Regions from separate parts of the Homo sapiens genome. Here region 1 is linked to region 2. A link is a loop called in an ENCODE intact Hi-C map of the cell type or tissue named here. Cell type or tissue: CD14-positive monocyte. All regions are shown on one strand. Links, peaks and the distances in the headings refer to the core of each region. The heading gives the core; the rest is flanking DNA. Region 1 holds the start of IL3RA (interleukin 3 receptor subunit alpha). Region 2 overlaps P2RY8 (P2Y receptor family member 8).

Region 1 (5,372 bases), core at 188-5,187, 170 kb before region 2:
GAGTTTCGCCATGTTGGTCAGGCTGGTCTTGAACCCCTGACCTCAGGTGATGCACCCACCTTGGCCTCCCACAGAGCTGGGATTACAGGCGTGAGCCACTGGGCCCCGCCCTGTATTTGGATTTTTGAGTGCACGAGGTGGCAGTGTCTGTAACCTGCACATTGCCTAAGAGTTAATTCTGTATCAAAACATCTTGTTTGTACGTTAAATATATCCAGTTAAAAAAAAATAAGGAAGCGGTTAGCCATGAGTTGACATCACATTTACAACCCCATCATTTCAAACTTCCTTTTCTGGGTGTGGTGACGGGCACCTGTCATCCCAGCTACTCGGGAGGCTGAGGCAGGAGAATCGCTTGAACCTGGGAGGCTCAGGTTGCGGAGAGCTGAGATCGCGCCACTGCACTCCAGCCTGGGTGATAGAGCAAGACTCCATCTCAGAAAAAAAAAAAAAAAAAAAAAAAAAAGATATCTTAGTGGTCAGGTGCGGTGGCTCACGCCTGTCATCCCACCACTTTGGGAGGCCAACGAGGGTGGATCACCTGAGGTCAGGAGTTCGAGACCATCTGGCCAACATGGTGAAACCCCGTCTCTAGTAAAAATTTAAAAATTAGCCGGGCGTGGTGGCAGGTGCCCGTAATCCCAGCTACTTGGGAGGCCGAGGCAGGAGAATCGCTTGAACCTGGGGCAGAGGTTGCAGGGAGCCGAGATCGCACCATTGCACTCCAGCCTGGATGACAGAGCAAGCAAAGCGAGACTCCGTCTCAAAGAAAAAAAAAAAAAAAAACAGGAGCCGGGCTGCAAGGTGGAGGCTCTGGGGAAGGGCTGAGGTTGGGGTGGAATTTGGGAAGGGTGCCGAGAACCAGAGAAGAGTTGATACATTCAGAGGGAAGGGAAGGGCTGTCTGGGAGTGCGCGTGCTGAGTAAACAGAAATAACAGATTTCAGCGTTGGAAAGAGAAGCCCGGGACAGGTTGGTGAGTGCCCCATTCAGGGCTGGACTTTACTAAGGGTTTTTGTTTGTTTGTTTTCTGTTGAGACAGAGTTTGCTCTTGTCACCAGGCTGGAGTGCAGTGGTGTGATCTCGGCTCACTGTGACCTCCGCCTGCCGGGTTTAAGTGATTCTCCTGCCTCAGCCTTGGGAGAAGCTGGGATTACAGGCACCTGCCACCACGCCTGGCTAATTTTTAAATTTTTACTAGAGACGGGGTTTCACCATGTTGTCCAGGCTGATCTTGAACTCCTGCCCTCAGGTGATCTACCCGCCTCAGCCTCCCAAAGTGCTGGGATGACAGGTGCGAGCCACCGCGCCTGACCACTAAGATTTTTTTTTTTTTTTTTGAGACGGAGTCTCGTTCTATTTCCCAGGCTGGAGTGCAGTGGCGCCATCCTGGCTCACTGTAACCTCCGCCTCCCAGGTTCAAATGATTCTCCTGCCTCAGCCTCCGGAGAAGCTGGGATTATAGGCACCCACCACCACGCCTGGCTAACTTTTTTCTTTTTACTAGAGACGGGGTTTCACCATGTTGGTCAGAATGGTCTCGAACTCCTGACCTCAGGGTGATCCACCCTCCTCGGCCTCCCAAAGTGCTGGGATGACAGGTGTGAACCACCGCACCTGACCACTAAGATATCTTTTTTTTTTTTTTTTTGAGACGGAGTCTTGCTCTATCACCCAGGCTGGAGGGCACTGGCGCCATCCTGGCTCACTGTAACCTCTCTCCCAGGTTCAAACTATTCTCCTGCCTCAGCCTCCAGAGAAGCTGGGATTACAGGCACCTGCCACCACGCCTGGCTAATTTTTAAATTTTTACTAGAGACGGGCTTCCACCATGTTGGCCAGATGGTCTCAAACTCCTGACCTCAGGTGATCCGCCCTCATCGGCCTCCCAAAGTGCTGGGATGACAGGTGTGAGCCACCACCCCTGACCACTAAGATATCTTTTTTTTTTTTTTGAGACCGAGTCTTGCTCTGTCGCCCAGGCTGGAGTGCAGTGGCGCGATCTCGGTTCACTGTAACCTCCTCCGCCTCCCAGGTTCAAGCGATTCTCCTGTCTCAGCCTCCCGAGTAGCTGGGATTACAGGTGCTCACCACCACGCTGGGCTAATTTTTGTATTTTTAATAGAGACGGGGTTTCACCATGTTGGCCAGGCTGGTCTCAATCTCTTGACCTCAAGTGATCTGCCCGCCTCGGCCTCCCAAAGTGCTGGGATGACAGGCGTGAGCCACCGCACCCGGCCACTAACATATCTTTAATAAGATCTGTCATCTGAGACCGGGGGCCACCTCCCTGTCTGGGTGCTGTTTCCCACGAGACAGGGAGGAAACACAGGCAGGAGCCCCTGGACACCAGCGTTCACGCCTCCAAGGCTGAATTTACTATGTCAGGAAGTTGCCCAACCCTGCCTGTATAGCCAGCAAGAATTCTAATTATAGCAAACAGAAACACTTGCAGAAAAAAAAAAAAATGAGAACGGGAACATGATAATTTTCAAAGAAAGAGTCTTTCTTTCAAGGAAAGTCAGGTTCATGGTTACGAAGCTGCTGACCCCAGGATCCCAGCCCGTGGGAGAGAAGGGGGTCTCTGACAGCCCCCACCCCTCCCCACTGCCAGATCCTTATTGGGTCTGAGTTTCAGGGGTGGGGCCCCAGCTGGAGGTTATAAAACAGCTCAATCGGGGAGTACAACCTTCGGTTTCTCTTCGGGGAAAGCTGCTTTCAGCGCACACGGGAAGATATCAGAAACATCCTAGGATCAGGACACCCCAGATCTTCTCAACTGGAACCACGAAGGCTGTTTCTTCCACACAGTACTTTGATCTCCATTTAAGGTAAGGTCCCCCCTCCAGGGTGGGATGAGGGAAAAAGAGGGCAGGCAGGGGAGGCGGTGGACTGTGGGTTCCCAAATCCAAGCTGGCAGACACGGGGCATTGGCATGTAACAGGTTTCTGCTGAGACCTGCTGTCCGTGTGGGCACCACACCACACATAGAATGACCCGGTACCAGAGAAGTATGTTTGCGATCTCATTCACCCTTTTGTAAGTGGATCGGACGCTGAAGCCATCATAGCATGTTAGATGCCTTGGGTTTATAAAGGTGATAGCATTAGGAGTAATTTGACAGTGCTTTCTGCTTTTTCTGTGTGCTTGCTAGAAAATGTACACACCTACACATGGCTAGAGTTCTCTGTTTATTAGAAAGCGCTGGTTCAGTTAGTCAATGAGCTCACGCCCAGGGCGAGCTGACTGCCAGCCGGGGAGCCGCTTTTGGGGCTGGGACCCCAGCCTGCTTGTAGTGTTTCTCAGTGGTTTTCAAAGGCTGGCGGGACTCAGAATGTTCCAGATGGCTGGTGAAACCTCAGGTCCCTCCTAGCAGCTTTATTCACAGTAGCCAAGAGGTGGAGACAGCCCTCGTACCCATCTATAGATGAATGGAAAAATATAATGTCCATCCACACAGTGGAATATTACGCAGCCATGAAAAGGAACAAGCAGCTTTATTCACAATAGCCAAGAGGTGGAGACAGCCCTCATACCCATCTATAGACGAATGGATAAATATAATGTGGTCCAGCCACACGGTGGAATATTACACAGCCATGAAAAGGAACAAGCAGCTTTATTCACAATAGCCAAGAGGTGGAGACAGCCCTCATACCCATCTATAGACGAATGGATAAATATAATGTGGTCCAGCCACACAGTGGAATATTACACAGCCATGAAAAGGAACAAGCAGCTTTATTCACAATAGCCAAGAGGTGGAGACAGCCCTCATACCCATCTATAGATGAATGGAGAAATATAATGTGGTCCAGCCACACAGTGGAATATTATACAGCCATGAAAAGGAACAAGCAGCTTTATTCACAATAGCCAAGAGGTGGAGACAGCCCTCGTACCCATCTATAGATGAATGGAGAAATATAATGTGGTCCAGACACACAGTGGAATATTATACAGCCATGAAAAGGAACAAGCAGCTTTATTCACAATAGCCAAGAGGTGGAGACAGCCCTCATACCCCCATCTATAGATGAAGGGAGAAATATAATGTCCATCCACACAGTGGAATATTACACAGCCATGAAAAGGAACAAGCAGCTTTATTCACAATAGCCAAGAGGTGGAGACAGCCCTCATACCCATCTATAGATGAATGGAAAAATATAATGTCCATCCACACAGTGGAATATTACACAGCCATGAAAAGGAACAAGCAGCTTTATTCACAATAGCCAAGAGGTGGAGACAGCCCTCATACCCCATCTATAGATGAATGGAGAAATATAATGTGGTCCAGCCACACGGTGGAATATTACACAGCCATGAAAAGGAATAAGCAGCTTTATTCACACTAGCCAAGAGGTGGAGAGAGTCCTCATACCCATCTATAGATGAATGGAGAAATATAATGTGGTCCAGCCACACGGTGGAATATTACACAGCCATGAAAAGGAACGAGGCTCTGCCACAGGTGGCAATGTGGGTGAATGCTGAGGACATCATGCTTCCTGAGAGAGGCCAGATACAAAAAGATACATAGTGTCTGTATGATTCCATTTATTCCCTATGTCCAGATACAGGCAAATCCACAGAGACAGAAAGTGGATGAGTGGTTGCCACAGGCTGGGGAAGAGGAAGGACGGGTCTTTAATGGGTCTGGAGTCTCCTTTTGGGGTCGTGACAATGTTCTAGAAGATAGAAGTGGTGGTTTTTTTTGAGACAGAGTCTCGCTCTGTCGCCCAGGCTGGAGTGCAGTGGCGCGATCTCAGCTCACTGCAACCTCCACCTCCCGGGTTCAAGCAATTCTCCTGCCTCAGCCTCCTGAGTAGCTGGGACTACAGGCACCCGCAACTACGCCTGGCTAATTTTTGTATGTTTAGTAGAGACTTTGTATGTTTAGTAGAGTAGTAGAGATTTTGTATGTTTAGTATGTTTTGTATGTTGGTCAGGCTGGTCTCGAACTCCTGACCTCAAGCAATCCACCCCCCTCAGCCTCCCAAAGTGCTGGGATTATAGGCGTGAGCCACCGCGCCTGGCCAATGAAAATATTAATCAATAAATGTTAAGAGCACAGATTTCCCAACGTTCTGACTCAGGCATCTTCCTGGACCACAGCCCCTACAGGCAAGTGTGACTGTGTGTGGTGAGCCCATGAGCTGAACACAGGCTCTGTCCGAAAGGAGACTCTAGAGATTGCCTGTTGCCTTGGAGGTGGGCTGCGGTCCCTCTGCCCAGGCAGGAAGGGGCTCCGAGGCCTCTGGAACCTCATTTTACCTTTTCCCTGCTGCCCTCAGTCCCGTCCCCAGCCTCAAGGGGCTCAGCTTTTTCCAGGCTCACCCCTTCCATTTATAATTTGGAGACAAGCAA
Region 2 (5,372 bases), core at 320-5,319:
GGGAGGGGGTTTCATTTGGAAAAGAGGGTCTTTGCAGATTCATTCCGTTGTGGATCTTGAGAGAAAATAATCCTGCATTGTCTGGGTGGGCCTTAAATGCAATGACAGGTGTCCTTCTAAGAGACAGGAGAGGAGACACAGACACAGAGGAGAAGGCCACGTGGAGACGGAGACAGAGCCTGGAATGACGCGGCCACAAGCCCAGGGATGCCTGGAGCCCCCAGGAGCTGGGAGAGACAGGAAGGAGCCTCCGGAGGGAACTGGATCCAATTGTAATGGGTTGAACAGCGGATCCTGGAAAGATATGTCCATATCCTAGAGCCCAGAACCTGGAATGAGACCTTATTTGGAAATAAGAACTTTGCAGATTTAATGAGTTAAGGATCTCAAGATGAGATACTCCTGGATTAGGCTGGGCCCTAAATCCAATGACAGGTGCCCTGGTAAAAGACAGAAGAGGAGACGCAGACACAGAGGAGAAGGCCACGTGGAGACGGAGACAGAGCCTGGAATGACGCGGCCACAAGCCCAGGGATGCCTGGAGCCCCCAGGAGCTGGGAGAGACAGGAAGGACCCTCCCCTAGAGCTCCTTGAGGGAGCACGGACCTGAGACATTTTGATCTCAGACTTCTGGCCCCCGGAACTGTAAGAAAGTAAATTCCTGTTGTCGAACTCCCCAGTTTGTGGCATTTTTTGTGTCAGCCTCAGGGGACTCACAGAAATGGCTTTGTCTCTGCACCCCTAAAATAATTTTAATGTTACTACTGAACAAGTTTGAAAGATGCAGGCACTTTCTGACATGCCACGAGCTTTGTTACTTAAAATACAACTGCCAGCTGGGCGTAGTGGTTCACACCTGTCATCCCAGCACTTCGGGAGGCCAGGGCGAGCAGATCACCTGAGGTCAGGAGTTCGAGACCAGCCTGGCCAACGTGGTAAACCCCGTCTCTACTAAAAATACAAAAATTAGCCAGGTGTGGTGGCTCACACCTGTAATCCCAGCACTTTGGGAGGCCGAGGCGGGTGGATCATCTGAGGTCAGGAGTTCGAGAACAGCCTGGCCAATGTGGCAAAACCCCGTCTCTGCTAAAAATACAAAAATTAGCTGGGCATGGTGGCAGGCACCTGTAGTCCCAGCTAATCAGGAGGCTGAGGCAGGAGAATCACTTGAACCCGGGAGGCAGAGGTTGCAGTGAGCTGAGATCATGCCACTGTACTCCAGCCTGGGTGAGACTTAGTCTCAAACAAAACAAAAAACAAGAAAAACCAAACACAGCTGCTTTGTCGCTGTTCTGGAGGAACTGAATAGACTGTAATCATGTTGGTGTTTTACAGGCAATTATCCACTTAAATAACCTGTAAAGGAACTGTCTTTAAAGATTTGGGAATTCTGCTGGACGTGGTGGCTCACGCCTGTAATCCCAGCACTTTGGGAGGCCGAGGCGGGCGGATCATGAGGTCAGGAATTCGAGACCAGCCTGTCCAATATGATGAAACCCCGTCTCTACTAAAAATACAAAAATTAGCTGGGCGTAGTTGCAGGCGCCTGTAGTCCCAGCTACTCGGGAGGCTGAGGCAGGAGAATCGCTGGAACCCGGGAGGCGGAGGTTGCGGTGAGCCGAGATGGCGCCACTGCACTCCAGCCTGGGCAACAGACCAAGACTCTGTGTCAAAAAAAAAAAAAGATTTGGGAATTCCACATGCTTCTTTGCCCCCCTTGAAGCTTCTGTTTCAATCTTATTGCCTCCTGATGTGATGTAGACCTGGATTTGAAAGCCTTTTAGTGGTGACCCTGTCCACCTCATGACAGCAAAACAGTTCATGTGTTGAAATTTAAACATAGGTTTCACTTCCTGCTACCATAAGGATCCCACGTGCTGGAAACTTCCCTCTGTTGAAATGTTCTCTGTGGTCAAAACTGATCAGGCTGGGTGCAGTGGCTCATGCCTGTCATCCCAGCATTTTGGGAGTCTGAGGCAGGTGGATCACTTGAGGTTAGGAGTTTGAGACCAGCCTGGCCAACATGGTGAAATCCCATCTCTACTAAAAATACAAAATTAGGTCGGGTGTTGTGGCTCACGCCTGTAATCCCAGCACTTTGGGAGGCTGATGCGGGCGGATCACCTGAGGTCAGGAGTTCGAGGCCAGCCTGGCCAACATGCTGAAACCCTGTCTCTACTAATAATACAAAAATTAGCCGGGCATTGGCCAGGCGTGGTGGCTCACGCCTGTCATCCCAGCACTTTGGGAAGCCGAGGCGGGTGGATCACAAGGTCAGGAGATCGAGACCATCCTGGCTAACACGGTGAAACCCTGTCTCTACTAAAAAAAATACAAAAATAAATTAGCCGGGCGTGGTGGCAGGCGCCTGTAGTCCCAGCTACTTGGGAGGCTGAGGCAGGAGAATGGCGTGAACCCGGGAGGCAGAGGTTGCAGTGAGCCGAGATCGTACCACTGCACTCCAGCCTGGGTGACAGAGAGAGACTCTGTCTCAAAAAAAAAAAAAAAAGGAAGAAAATCTCATGCTCAACCTCAAATTGGAAACGTGAATCAGGGCGTCTCAGAGGACCTGAGCTGGGTTTCTGTGACTGACGTGGTACTCTGGCCACTTGCCCATCACAAAAACGGATGAGACTGTGGAAAGCAGATCTTTATCTTTCTGAGAAGGAAGCAACAGAGGGCCTCGTCACCGGCCTTTCCGTTGGCCTTGGCGTCTTAATGACCACAGATAGTGTCCATGGACTGAGTTTCCTCGTGGCCAGCAAGGACAGGGCTGAAAAATGGAACCACTCCACATGGAGGCACTGGATGAGTGTCTGCAGACAACTGAAGATGAAGCTAGGTGTCTCATCAACAATTTCAGAATATTATCCACTAGCTTCGGAAGATACAAAAAGCCTTCTGGGAGGCCGAGGCGGGTCGATCACCTGAGGTCAGGAGTTGGAGACCAGCCTGGCCAACATGGTGAAACTCCATCTCTACTCAAAATATAAAACTTAGCTGGGTGTGGTGGCGGGCGCCTGTCATCCCAGCTACTCGGGAGGCTGAGGCAGGAGAATCGCTTGAACCAGGGAGGCGGAGGTTGCAGTGAGCCGACATGGCGCCATTGCACTCCAGCTTGGGCGACAGAGCAAGACTGCGTCTCAAAAACAAACAAACAATAAAACACAAAAAACAAAAAACAAAAGAATCCAGGAGGAGGACTTGCAAGTAGAGTTTCCATTTCTACCCCTGTGTAAAATTCCTTGAGTATTGCATTTTTAAAAATCATTTCCCATTTCTAAACTTTGTAACAAAAGAATATCTTTTTTACATTGAACAAAGCATCTTAATTTCTTTCTTCTTTTTTTTTTTTTTTTTTTTTTTGACACAGAGTCACACTCCGTCACCCAGGCTGGAGTGCAGTGGCACAGTCTTGGCTCACTGCAAGCTCCGCCTCCCGGGTTCAAGTGATTCTCCTGCCTCAGCCTCCCTAGTAGCTGGGATTATAGGCACCCGCCACCACACCTGGCTAATTTTTGTATTTTTAGTAGAGACGGGGTTTTGCCATGTTGGCCAGGCTGGTCTCGAACTCCTGACCTTAGACGACCCGCCTGCCTGAGCCTCCCAAACTGCTGGGATGACGGGTGTGAGCCACCATGCCTGATGCTTAATTTCCTTCTTAAAACATGCTCCCCTGTGCCCTTCCCCTTCTAAGATGAGCCAGGAGGCTAATTGGGTAGACAAAAGAAGACAGAAGTTTGTGTCCTTCTAGACAGAACTGGTGTGGCCCACCAGGCTATAGATGGAGATGTCTCTTCTGAGAGAAGACTGCCTCTTTGTCCTTTCCATTGAGAAAATGCTTCCTTTTCAGCCCTGAGCTGGGGGTATCAGGAGTCCAGGAAAGAAAGAAGGCAGAGGAGAGAGAGAGGTGTTTGGATGTAAAGATGTATCTACCACGTTGACCAGAATCTTGACGACATCACCATGAGCTCCGTGACTCAGAGGGACCCTGGACATTTTGGACGTTTGTCACTTGCTGGCCACTTTCTTTCTTTCTTTTTTTTTTTTTGAGATGGAGTCTTGCTCTGTCGCCCAGGCTGGAGTGCAGTGGCGCAATCTTGGCTCACTACAACCTCTGCCTCCCTGGTTGAAGTGATTCTTCTGCCTCAGCCTCCCGAGTACCTGGGATTACAGGCACCCGCCACCACGCCCGGCTAATTTTTGTATTTTTAGTAGAGACGGGGTTTCACCGTGTTAGCCAGGATGGTCTCGATCTCCTGACCTCGTGATCCGCCCACCTAGGCCTCCCAAAGTGCTGGGATGACAGGCGTGAGCCACCGCGCCCGGCCACTTTCTGGCCATTTTCATTTCTGTAGGCAATGGACGGGTCCTAGGAGTCCATGGATTCAGGGGTCCTAGGAGCTGGCCACCAAGAATAACTCAGACCTGGTCAAGTCTCAAGGTATCAGGTCCCTGTTTGTTCAAATCGGAGTCCTCATGGGCCCCAAAGTTCCGTGGTCTACTGTTTCCAAAAGCCTCCCGAAGCCCTTGCGTACATGCAACACCCCCAGCTGCCTCTGAGCGAAGCAAGGAGGGTCTAAGTTCAGAGGCATGATCAGGGCAGGCGTCCTCACTTGCTCTCTCTGTGCGTGTCCAAGATGAAGTCCCCTAGATTTCACCGGACGAGATGAGACCTGACATTCCACATTGTCCTTGAACACCTGTCAGTCAGCACCCACTACTTCCTGAGTCCTGGAAATAGTCAACCTCATCTCTCGTTGGATGAGGAGTTGTCCCGGGAGACACGCCAGGACCCCACCCAAGCCTTCCTAGCTGAAAATCATCACTGAGCCAGAAAAGCTGTCGCTCATATCCCCGGTGACCGCCGACGGTGGTTCGGAGCTGGGGTAGCTCATGAGTCCCTGCAGTACTGGCGACATACCTGTTGTGTGGATTGCTAAACTGAGGCTCGGGGCCGTGACGGCACCCGGTCACAGCACCCGGCGGAGTCCCCACGTGCCGGCCCCTCCTGTTGGCGACGCGCGATTTCCGCCCCCCTGCCTGACTTCCCATGTCTCCCTGCCACATTCATGAGTAGCTTCATGTTGAGTTTGAGCCTGCTTCTGGGTACACTACCCCTGTGGTGACGGGAGGGAAAGTAAAGGTTTTTCTCACTTGACAGAAGAGGAAATTGAGGTTAGCTATTAGGTCATGGCATGGCCGTGGTCAGACCCACGGCTGATAACATGTAAAGGCACGCCTGAATCAAGCCAGCCCCGTCTGGCACTCAACACACACCCCACGTCTTTGCAGCCGGGCGGGACCAGGCGGGACCCACACCGCCATCCCTCAGGAGACCTCCCTGCCGCCTCCCCCACCTCTTTCACCCC

The links. Peaks named below come from ENCODE experiments on the same cell type or tissue, not always from the same donor. Only the 100,000 strongest peaks of a DNase experiment are listed, where the experiment ranks them.
Region 1: a loop joins it to region 2, with 3.0 times the contacts of the local background. A loop is called at or near these places in 1 of 110 quality-filtered maps.

What each region holds. Positions count from the first base shown.
Region 1 is chrX:1,334,097-1,339,468 of GRCh38, forward strand. IL3RA (interleukin 3 receptor subunit alpha) reads left to right here and starts at 2,689. Exons shown (of 12, transcript NM_002183.4): 1 at 2,689-2,830. LOC101928032 (a long non-coding RNA gene) reads right to left here. Exons shown (of 8, transcript XR_007068376.1): 8 at 3,178-3,420. In CD14-positive monocyte, for the core only: no CTCF peak of the experiment used is centred there; DNase peaks (open chromatin) are centred at 245, 2,345 and 5,125; H3K4me3 peaks cover 1,976 bases; H3K27ac peaks cover 2,699 bases.
Region 2 is chrX:1,502,645-1,508,016 of GRCh38, forward strand. All of the region lies in intron 1 of P2RY8 (P2Y receptor family member 8), which reads right to left. Among named protein-coding and RNA genes, the nearest start is that of P2RY8, 32 kb to the right of the region's middle. In CD14-positive monocyte, for the core only: no CTCF peak of the experiment used is centred there; DNase peaks (open chromatin) are centred at 1,877, 2,617, 3,977 and 5,167; H3K4me3 peaks cover 1,174 bases; H3K27ac peaks cover 4,837 bases.